Linked DNA regions of Homo sapiens: region 1 is linked to region 2. The links are chromatin contacts, found by Hi-C or POLR2A ChIA-PET in ENCODE. All regions are on one chromosome and are shown on one strand. Each heading gives the region's core, a stretch centred on a gene start or an enhancer-like site at or near the end of the contact. The rest is flanking DNA. Distances are from core to core; before and after follow the strand shown. Region 1 overlaps EPHB2 (EPH receptor B2). Region 2 holds the start of EPHB2 (EPH receptor B2).

Evidence for each region. Hi-C counts contacts between places; a loop is a spot of excess contacts on that map. ChIA-PET counts read pairs that join two places held with the same protein, here RNA polymerase II (POLR2A). Pooled maps may share reads with other maps.
Region 1: a map of dorsolateral prefrontal cortex shows a loop between it and region 2 (2.8-fold over the local background). The contact joins the enhancer-like site here to the promoter of EPHB2 in region 2. A Hi-C loop is called at or near these places in 4 of 168 maps with a recorded cell type or tissue (PC-3, dorsolateral prefrontal cortex, endothelial cell of umbilical vein and 1 more), 6 of 37 single-sample maps with no recorded cell type and 4 of 50 pooled maps. POLR2A ChIA-PET finds 5 or more read pairs at or near these places in 2 of 52 experiments (AG04449 and SK-N-SH).

What each region holds. Positions count from the first base shown.
Region 1 is chr1:22,776,188-22,781,772 of GRCh38, reverse strand. EPHB2 (EPH receptor B2) reads right to left here. Exons shown (of 16, transcript NM_017449.5): 2 at 288-352. Among named protein-coding and RNA genes, the nearest start is that of MIR4684, 59 kb to the right of the region's middle. Within about 2 kb of position 2,457, at least 4 of the 41 ENCODE cell types and tissues checked have a DNase peak (open chromatin) inside an H3K27ac peak, as active enhancers do; they include dorsolateral prefrontal cortex, where a contact is called at or near this core.
Region 2 is chr1:22,706,997-22,712,626 of GRCh38, reverse strand. EPHB2 (EPH receptor B2) reads right to left here and starts at 1,788. Exons shown (of 16, transcript NM_017449.5): 1 at 1,584-1,788. The coding sequence starts at 1,644. RefSeq lists an enhancer at 495-594 and a silencer at 2,816-3,101.

The sequences.
Region 1 (5,585 bases), core at 1,208-3,707, 68 kb before region 2:
TGTAAAACGGGGGTAGTGAGAGCACCTACTTCTCAGCCTTGCCCTAAGGATTCCACGGGATAAAGGCTGAAAGCATCCAGCCTGTTGTCATGGTAACTGGCTCCATCAATGGTAGGGGATCATGGCTCCATCAATGGTAGGGGATTGGGAGGGTGGGGCTGAGAGAGGCCTGGCTCTGGGTCCTGAAGAGGGGGAAAGGGGTTAGAATATGAGGGGGCATTCGGGCCCTGCAGCAGGGCTTGAGGGATCCTGGGGACCAATGCAAGGTTTGGGGACCACTGACTCACCCCTGATGGAGGATGCACCATCCAGCCCAGCTCAGCAGTCGCTGTAGTGGAGTCCATTAGCGTTTCTGTGGGGAGAGCAAAGAGTCACCACCCCGCCCCACCTACCAGGCGCTGTCAATCTTTCTGTTGGGCCCTCATCCTTCTTCTTCTTTTTTTTTTTTTTTTTTAGACGGAGTCTGGCTCTGTCGCCCAGGCTGGAGTGCAGTGGTGTGATCTCGGCTCACTGCAAGCTCCGCCTCCCACGTTCAGGCCATTCTCCTGCCTCAGCCTCCCGAGTAGCTGGGACTACAGGCGCCTCCAACCACGCCCGGCTAATTTTTTGTATTTTTAGTAGAGACAGGGTTTCACCGTGTTAGCCAGGACGGTCTCGATCTCCTGACCTCGTGATCCGCCCGCCTCGCCCTCCCAAAGTGCTGGGAGTACAGGCGTGAGCCACCGTGCCCGGCCAGACCCTCACGGCCGGGCCCTCATCCTTCTTTACTGAGAGCCCCGCCTACTTCCATTGCCCCAGTCATCTGACTCTAACTCTCCAGACTGCCCTCGGTTTAGACTCCGCCTCTCTACTCCATTATCCCGCCTACCCCCACAGCCTAGCCAATCATCTGATGCCACTCCTCTAGGCCCCGCCCCTCCAGGCCAAGTCCACCCTTACATCATGGTCAGGCTCTACCTCTAGGCCAGTCTAGTCTCACTAACCTAGGTACTGTCCTTCCCTTCCTTTTCTGGACGAGGAGGGTCTTACATCCACTAAACCTGGAGTCTACTGGATGGGTTTCCGAGGCTCTGCCACTAAACCCTTGATATTTTACATCAAACTCTGGGATCTGTTTGCTTTTCAGCTTGCATCAAACTCTCAAAAACGAACTTGGGCCTTAGAGGGGCTGTGCTTGTGTCCCAGCTGAGACCCCTCAGTTTCCCCTCGTTGCTCCTCTGGCGCACACATCTTGTCAGGACACTCTCCCTTTCTCTAGAAACCTGGAGCCTTCCATCATGTTCCTATCACTGGGGCCCCTCCCCCAGGGCTCAGGCAACTCTGCCCCCAGGACAGGGTCCCAGGAGTGGAGAAGTGTTGAGAGCAAGCACTGCACCCAGTAGGGGCCAACTGTCACATGGCCTGTGGGGGTTCAGGAGACATGTCAGCACCTGGACCATCCTGGGCCCCACTTGCCTCCCCCGATTCCAGCAGCTGCAGGGAGCCATGTGGCCTAGGGGGAAGAAGAGCCACATGGCCCTAGAGACCCCCATTCTCCCCAGGTCAGGTTCAGGACCCCTGTCCTCTACCCTTTCCTTGCCTCTCTGGCTTCCAAACACTTTCTGAATGGAATTGCAATACACCGAATGAATTTAAATGGACCCCTTTCAAGCGTTCATTCAACAAAATATCCTGATGCCCATTATGTACCAGGCGCTGCACTGGGTGCCCTGAGAGAGAAAACCGTGGCTAGCAAGACCCTACCATGGAGCAGTTCCTGGTCTGGTAGTGGAGATGAGGTGTGAATATAAATAGCTATGAGAGAGTAGGGGGAGAGACCTAGAAGGTCACAGTGACACCACCTTGCTCAGTGAGAGTGGGTGAGAGGTATGCTTGTTGCCATGCTCCAATTCTGTGCCCAGGGCAGGCATCACTCATCAGTCCCCATACTGTGGCCACATGATGCTTCTTGCCACAGTGTTCCAGGAAACAAATACGAACCATTTGAGATGCTATCCCTGGTCCAGCCCAACCGCCTCCTTTTGGAGACAGGGCAACTGAAGCACAGGGATGGGAAGGGGCTTCCAAAGATTGCATAGGAGTTGGTGACACAGTGGGAAGTGCAGGTGTCTTGCCTCCTAGCCTATAAACTTTCAGTCACTTGAAACAATTAGTTTGATGGTCTGGGCTAAATGACAAGGACCAGGAGACTGGGGCTGTGTGCCCAGTGTCTAGGCAGCTGAGAAGGTCCAAATGGCAGATAATTAGGGTTTGAACTATGGCAGGGGTGGAGGGGATAAAGGGTGGGGACAGGAGGAAGCATTTGGTCAGAGGTGACCCCAGTCAGACCCATGAGCTGACAAGAGAGGATGCAGAAGTGTCCCCACAACTGCCTGTGGCTTGTGTCCCTGTGCACTGGCATCCCCATGACTGCCTGTGGTCACTGTGTCCCTTTGCACTGGGGGCTGGCACAGGGAGGGGGTGTGGGGTAAGGGTGCCAGGGATGGTAGAGCCAGTGCCAAGGGCATCTTTTTGATGGCAAATTGGAGGGAAGTTCTATTATGCAGCTTTGGAGCTGAAAAAAGGGTTCCTTTTCACACTCCGAATGCTACAGATTTTTCTTCCTGGAGAGAACAAGGGCTGAACTTTTAACCTGTTTTCTCTCATCGGCCTCAGCCAGAGACGCGCCAAGCCGGGCTCTCTGCCTGGGCCCAGGGAACAGCTGCTGGGAGCTGTGTCGAACAAGGCAGAGGAGAGACTGTGCTTGGGACAAGAAGAGGGTCGGGCAGGGGAGGCAAGGCTGCCAAGCAGGTGGCCCCATCCCTTGGCTAGATTCCTGGGCTGACCCAGAGGCCAAACACTAGAGGATTCCATGGCCCAGAGAAGGAGGGGCCAGGAACTGACATCCTCATCGTACGGGTGGAAACTTGGGCTCAAGGAGGGCAAATGGCTTGCCAAAGTCACACACTAAAAGTTGGTGCTCATACTCTGGGCTCCCAAGAAGCTTAGGGTGGGGGGCCCCACTGTCCCCCTGTGTCTTCTACCTCTCCTGGCCCAAAGCAGTGGCCCAAAGCAGTGGGAGGATCTCAGAAGGACTGGAAGTAAATGGGCTGGCTGGTTTGCAGACACAAAGGGAACGCAAAGGACATGAAGTTTGCAGATCCCCTTGGGAGGAGGTAGAGGGCCGGCATCTCCTCTGCTCCCTTCTCCTGTGCCACTCCTGGCTTTGCCTGGAGGCCTGGCTCTGGGAAACCTGTCACCCCTCTGGGTTGTGGCAGGAGGCAGCACAAGCATGCTCTCTCCCCAACCTGGTCTTTTGCTTTTCAATTTTAACCCCTCCCTCTACCTCTGCACAAAAGGCAAATGAGCAGATGAGCAGAGCAGACAGACCTGGGCTCTGGAGGTAACAGAGATCTGGATTCTAACACCAGTTCTGTCCCTTCCTTGCTTGGTAACCAATATCACTTGCCATAAAAGGAAGGAAAATAAACACAGACTATTACAAATGGACCTTTTGAGGGGGGGAGATCACTTGAGGTCAGGAGTTCGAGACAAGCCTGGCCAACATGGTCAAACCCCGTCTCTACTAAAAATACAAAAATTAGTCAGGCATGGTGATGCACACCTGTAATCCCAGCTACCCTGGAGGCTGAGGCATGAAAATTGCTTGAACCCAGGAGGCAGAGGTTGCAGTGAGCTGAGATTGCACCATTGCACGCCAGCCTGGGCGACAGAGCAAGACTATGTCTAAGAAGACAAAACAAAACAAAACAAACAAACAAACAAACGGACCTTTATTTGTTCTACCTCTTGTTAAGCCTCAGTTTCCTCACCTGGAAAATGGCCAAAATACCTTCCGAGTCTGGAAGTATAGCAGCTTGGAGCCCAGCACAAAGTAGATCCTCACTTAGTAATAGCTGCTGTTTTTAGATGGTGTGCAGTGCTTTTTGGCCCACCCAGTGCCTGCACATACTGCTTCCTCCTTTGGGCTTACTAGGTGCCCCTGAAAGCAAAGGCAGGCCCAAGAGGCTCCAACTTAGTCTGCCTGGCCTCCCCCACCTCCCAGATATGCCTGCCAACATCTGACAAGCATCAGTCTCTTGCTCCGTGGCTACAGCCTCCATGGAGCCCGTCCCAGTCCATCTGATGCTGCTTTCCCTGGGGTGCCCTGAGTTTCCTCTTTGTTCCTCTCAAACTAAGCACAAAAGTCAAATTCTGTTCTCTGGGGAATCTGGAGTTAATAGTTATTGCCTCAAGAACTTAGTGGGTTCAGGAAACCAAGCTCTGTTTCCACCACCATCACATCCTTTTTCCACCCTGTAACACACCAGACGTCTCCCGTCCAATCCCAAAAATCTACAAAGGGAGAGAACTCACGTCTGCTGAGACCCTATTAGGAGCCAGAATCTCTCACCAACATTCTCACAACAATGCCAAGAGGTACTTGATACTGTCCCATTTCATAGATGAGAAAGTTGAGGCTTCCAAAGCCCCAGGAACTTGCCCAAGATCACACATCTATTCCACCCTCAAGCTGCACTCCAGTTAGCTATGAGTAGGTGGAGAGACTGGCCGTCTCACTCCGCACAGACAATGTGGTGTTTTCTCACCCTTGTACCTCACACATACTGTTCCTTCTGACCTTCTCACCTCTACATCTTCTTGGCCTGCCCTAATGTTCATCTGTGAAGTCTCGACTCAGGTCACCTCCTCTAGCAAGTCCTCTTAAATCCATTCTGCCCCAAAGCTCTGCAGCCACGGGTGCTTCGAGATATCCCGGCACTTGAAGATATTCTGGGTGGTAACTACCCCTATTTGCTATCATCTCCCAAAGCTCTGTGGTCCCCTGAGAGGTGGTGCTGGGTCCTGGTCCTGGGATCCCTAAGACCTAGCACAGGGCTTGGCACACGGGCCTCCTCTCCCCATCTGCCAGACTTGAGCATACGCCAGTGTTCTGCTCCACTAGGGTTGGCCAGGCTTGAGCCTTTCATACAGACAACATTAATGACTTTAGCCATTTCCAACTACAACCTGTACAATTATTTAGTTACTACTTTTTCTTCCACTTGACTCCTTTTCTTTCTTAAATGCATCTTAAAGAGGAAAAAGCGTAATCATGATTATAAATGGAAAACCAATATCTCTTGCCATGACAGGAAGGAAAATAAACACAGACTACTACAATTAAAAATGTTTGTCTGCAAAGTACGGAACATCATTTCACTTCCCATACTTTGGGAGCTGCTGGGCTCCCTCGAGCTGCCTCTGAAGCTCTGGAAATGTTTCTATCTCCATCCCCACTGTGACGGTGACAATCTCTCCTGCAGGGGAAGCTGTTGTCACTGTACACAGATAATTAATCACCACACTATGTGGCTAAGATCACAATGAGGATGTACATGGTTTATTGCAGGTTACAGGAAATGAATACGGAAGGAGGGGAAGAAAATGCCAAATTTAGGGATGGCTTCCAGGAGAACGTGACGCCTGCATGGAGGCTTAAAGACTGGGTGAGTGGGGAGTGACTGATGTGGAGTGGGAGGGGCACGCTAGGCAGAGGGGAAGCAGAGGCAAAGGCCAGGAGGTGAGCTGAGCCACAGCGGGGT
Region 2 (5,630 bases), core at 539-3,038:
GCCTCAGTGCCAGAAACTGTGGCTGCCATCCAGGGACACCCCCCACCCCCTGACTGCGGTCACTAAAGTGCTCATTACCGAAAGAGAAACTGAAGTTGTAGCACAGGGTCCCCCACGACGCCTTTCCCAGAGGCCGCAGCCCCCACGTCTGGTCTGATATGCGTTTTTTCTTAGGCTGCAAGAAGGGAAGGGGCGCCCCACAACCCTAAAGTGGCCTGAGAGGTGCACACAGACATCATCCCTAAGCCCAAGGGAGCAGAACCCTGGAAGGGCTCACGCAGTTTAGGGGCAACAAAACCCAGCTAAGTGAGTGCTGGTTTCAAAGAAAGACCACAGACCTGGGTTCTATTTTTGTCACCCAACGGCCCTGGGTGAGACATCGGACTTTTCAGAACCTCGGTTTCCCTATCTGTTCAAGAGAAGTAGGAATCATACCTACCTGTCTTCCCCGGAAGGTGTATTTTGAGGGATCCAACACGCTGGTGGGCGGGAAAGCACTTTGTAAAGCTTAAAGTACCTTGTCAACTGTGCAGCACGTTGTAAACCACAGAGAGCTGCGTATAGTGCGAAGTACTTCATAAACTGTAAAGTGGTTTGAAAACTGTAAAGTGCAGTACACGTGAGAACCATTATTCACGTTCGCTTCTTGCCCTGCAAGCTCGGCCATTCCTGGTGGACACACCCAGACCGCACTAACTTTCCCTCCAGAGCAAGCTGGCTCGGGAGACCTAGCAACTACCCTTGCCCCCCTGGGGGTCGAGTGGTACCAATACACGAGGCCACGGGGAGAGGGCCCGCGACCCTGGCCAAGGCCAACACATGGCAAGAGCATCTGGTCCGGCCCCGGCGGCAGCTGGAGAGTTCCCGGGGCTCCAGCCGCCACGCTGAGCGCCGCGGCCGCGGGGCGGTGGCCGGCGGGGGTGCCCGGAGACCTTGCGCGGCGGAGAGATGCCCACAGACCCATCCCCCGCGCAGTCCTCTCGGGGAGGGGACCCCATTGTACGCCGCGGGCGATGGGCAGGCACCGACGCGGGGGCTGGCGCGCTCCCTTCCACTCTGCCAGTCCCTGCTCTCCGGGGCGCCGGGCCCCATCTCGGGGGCGCGGGCCGGGAGCCCCCACCCCGGCCGGCCGCGGTGCCTCCCTCCCTCTGCTCCCTGCCAAACTTTCCAGCCCCGACCGAGCGCCGGCGCCCCCCCCGCCCCCCGCCACGGCCGGGCCCGCGCCCCTCCACCCTGTGCGGAGCAAGACCAGGCCGGCGCGAGGCGGCTGCCCGAGCCGGGGGCGGCGAGCGCGCGTGGGCAGCCCCCAGCCCTGGGCGGCGCTCGCCGGGCTGGCTACAAAGCCTCGGCAAGATGGTCCCTTCGCCTCCTCCTGGCACAGTCAATCAGCGCCCGCCGCTCCCCGGGCGCCCGCGGGGCCCGCTCCTCCCGGCGCGGCCGGACACACCTCCCCGCGGCCACCTGCGCCCGGCGCCGGCCCCCGGGCAAACTTTGCGGGCCGCGGAGCGGAGGTGGGCGCCGGCGGCCGCCCGTGCCCGGCCGCTCCCCGCCCCCATCGCCCGCCCGCCCGCCCGCTCGCTCACCTTCCACGGCGGCGAGCAGCGGCAGCAGCAGCAGCGCGGCCCCCAGCCTCCGCAGAGCCATGGCTGCGCTTCCCGGGGCCTCGGGCCGCGGCGCCGCGGGGCCCGGACGGCCCGGGCGGGAGCGCGCGCCCCGGGCTCGGGGGGCCAGGGGGGGCGGCAAGGCGCGGCGCACACACAGCCGCCGCCACCGCGCAGCCAGCAGAATGAGCCATCCAGCCCGGGCAGAACGGGGACCCGGGCTCCGCCAGCGCTGGGCACGGCCCACCTGAGCCGCGGGCGCGGGGGGAGCCTCGCCAGGCCACCGCCCCCCGCGCGCGTCCCGGCCCCCGGCGGCCGCGCGCCGCCGCGAGCCCGGGTCCCCACACCGCGCCCGTAGGGTCACCCGGGGGCAGCGCGGGCGCTGGAGCGCGGCGACCCCGCGTGCCCGGGCCACTGAGACCCCGGGCTCCCCCCGCGCAGCAGTGGTCTCTCCCGGCGCTGTGGCTCCTCCAGATAAAGCAGCGATTTCAGCCCAAATGTTTCTCAATTTTTATTGAATGCTGCAAAGCCGGAGAGCGTCTGGCGCGGCTGACAGGGGCAGGGAGAGCGGACGGAGGGGAGGGCGGGGGAAGGGGCTTCCCAAAGCGGGGGCCGGCACTACCTGTCAGGGCAGGGAGTCCCACCCCCTCGCCTCAGCCCTGCCACCCGGGTCCCTGCGGCTTCGAAAGGGACCGAACTGCAATGAATGGAAAAAAAAAAAAAAGGGTGTGTGTGGGGGGGTGGCATCTGGGAACAAAACAGGCGGCTTTCCCAGGCACCGGGGCTGGGCCGGGGCCTCCGAGTGGGAGACTGGGCCTTGGCGCTACCCGAGGGCCTGGGGTGGGGCTGGGGGGAGGGTGGTCACTCGGCACTGGTGGGCTGGGCCCTTGCAGGCAGACCCCAGGCCTCCCCTCCCTGCCCCGTTGTTCTGAGCTGGCCCGCGAGCCCCTCACTGCAGACTCGTCTATGTCTGTATTAGATTTCTCCTTCTCTGTTGATCTTGCTCCCAGTGCAGTTTGGGGATGGGGTGAAGGAAGTCCATGGGTGAATCTGGGGAAAGCCCCAGCCACCCCCACGCTGTGGAATGGACCTGTCTGTGCAGCCGTGGTTTTGTGCATGGCCGTCCCTTCAGGGAGAACACAACCCTAGCCCCAACCCTGTGGGCCCTGCCCTGCTCTGACAGCCTTCATCACCATCATCATTAACAGACTTTACTGAAGTCTGGATGGTGGGCGGCTGCAGGGGGCCTGCGGCAATCACCCAGGCTGAACCCCTGGCAGTTGGGAGCCCACTCCTGACTGAGGAGACTTCATCAGGAGCTCGGAACTCTGTGGAGTGAGTGGAGGAGCCCAGTGCAGGAGCAGGTGGTTTAAGTCGAAGGCAGTTTAAGTCTATGCTACCCACATCTCCTGTGTCCCTTTGTCCCACATACTATCAAAATGTCCCAGCAATCCCTCCCCTTCAGTCCATACCAAGAAAATGGGGTACCACAGGCTTTGGGAATCCATCTAAGGTTTGGAAAGTTGGGTCGTCTCTTGAAGCTCCAAGAGTCCAGTTGAAATGGGTGTCATCCTGGAAGGCCACCAGGAGGAGGCAGCCTGGGAGGGAGACAGAACAGGAGTGAGCAGGGAGAGAAGAGAAACAGGAGATTTCCCCCTATTAAGCCTACAGACCCCTCACCAGGGTCAAGAGCCAGTGGGGTGGGGCTGGCAGAGCCACTACCGTTCCTATTTGAGTGAGCAGGGAGAGAGGAGAAACGAAGATTCCCCCTTTTAAGTCTACAGACCCCTCACCAGGGTCAAGATCCACTGGGGTGGGGCTAGCCTTTATTTTCAGTTCTTGCCTGTCAGACCTTCCAGGAGACCCAGGGTTTGAGGGACCCCAAGCTTGGCCCATCTTGAGGCAATCCTCCCTCTCCTGGACAGAGCAGCTCTAAGCTCTGGCCCCCTCCAGTGCATCCAGGTGCTAGACACTTCCAAATTCAAGAAGTCATTATTGAGCACCTATTATGTACTGTGCAGATTCAGCTTTTTTGCTTTGTTTCTATTTCCTGGGACCCTTGACTCCACCTACCCAGGGCCAGTGGTTACTTCCTTTTTGTCTCAAAATAGGAAGACCAGTGACTCTGCTTTATTGAGGACATGGTACCAGGCACTAGGCTGGGCTTTGTTTATTTCTTGTCCCCCTTAATCTTTCCTACTCTGTGCACCAGGTGCTGATCTTTTCACATGATGAAACTGAGGACCAGATAAGTAATTTGTCCAAAGTCACATGGCAAATTGGGCTAGGATTCAACCCCATGTCCGTCCGACCCCAGTGCTGACCTCCTTGTACCTTTCACAGAAGCACAGAGCTCAGGGCTCTTCCCACAGGCTATTTCACAGATAAGGAAACTGAGGCCTAAAAAGGAAAGTGACTCACCCAACGTTATCTGATGAAATAGACATCTATCCAGGGCCTTTACCTGGCAAAAATAGAAAATTACTGATCATAATTAAGTTCCCCTTCTCTCACATCCTCTTCTCTCTAAACAGTATTTTATTCCCCATTTGGGGTGGCTGGGTTCTGCAGTCTGGCCAGGCTCTCCTCCCTGATTTCTTGGCAACCGCCTTTAGCTGTGCTTTTGTCCCAGCTGTGCACTCCACCTGGTTGCCTTCTTGGCTCTAAAGACTTGGATTCAGCCTCACCCCAGCCCCCACCAAGAGCTTAATTGACATTCGCCTCACCCCTCTCTGACTGACCTATTTGCCTATTATCTGTTCCCTGAAAGATAATCAGCCCCACATGGTCCATTGCTGGTTTCTCTGATGGATTGTTTCTGATTTGCACGTTATCTCTACAACTCCAGCCGACTGTGAGCTCCATGAGGGCAGTGCCTGGATGCAAAACTATACTGTACACTGCCAGGGCAGGAGGCCCCAGGGAGCATCTGACCCAATCCCCTCCTCAGCAGAGGAGGAGGCGGTTTAAGCTTCATTTGTCTAATGACAACAGCTACTCGAATTTGCAATCACGCTTTAACAGTTTACAAAGCAGCGTTCACACCCATCAACTCGACTCATGCTAATTCAACCAGCCTATCCTGCGAGCCAGCCCGGCAGCCAGGGAACGCCATTTTTCAGACGGGGAAATTGGGGCCCAAAGAGGGGCCACTTGCCCAAAGACATGTGGAAGGTTTGGGGTTTTTTGTTTGTTTTTGGTGCAGCTGGAGTGAGGCTTCAGTGACCTGTCTTGTCTAGGTCTCTTTCAATCAGAGTTGATTGACAAACATTAGTTGGGCACCTCCTGCATACCAGGCACTGAGGAGGCAGGGACGCAGCTGTGGACCTGCCAGACAAGGCCCTGCTCTCTGGGAGCCTATATTCTGCTGCAGAGAGACCTATATAGGGACAAGCTAATAACGATAATGGTAAGTGCGAGAAAGATAATGACCAGGGTGATGGGGCAGTGATTGACGGAGGGCAGGGGGCTGCTCTGGCCAGGGGAATCAGGGAAGGCCTCTTAGGCAACATGGCAGCTAAAAGCTGGACAGCGAGGAGTCTACCATGCCAACATGTGGGAAGAGAGCTCCAGGTGGAAGAAACTGCAGAGGCAAAGGCCCTGAGGTGGGAACACACTGGGTACCCTCTGGGAATAGGAGCTGAAGTACGGCAATCAACTGGAGCGTGGAGGAGGTTACATCAGGGAGGGAGAATATGGATTGTAGTTTAACCTCAATGGGGGAGTCATGGAGGATTATAAGTTGAGACTGGATAGATTGGAGGTAGAGGAAATAGCATGAACTTGGCTGAGCAGGGCCTGGGGGACCCCATGTGTTAACCCATGCCACCATCCTCCCGGTCTGTGGGGCTGGGCTGGCCTCTAGAGCCCCTAGATGGAGACACCAGGGGCTCTCTTAACTTGCTTCCCTTAACTTGACTCCCTTAACTCCCTAGCCCTCCCTTAACTTACTGTGTGACCTTGGGCAGGGTACTCACCGTCTCTGGGCCCCACTTGCCACAAATGCCAAATGAGGGCATTGGCCAAGGT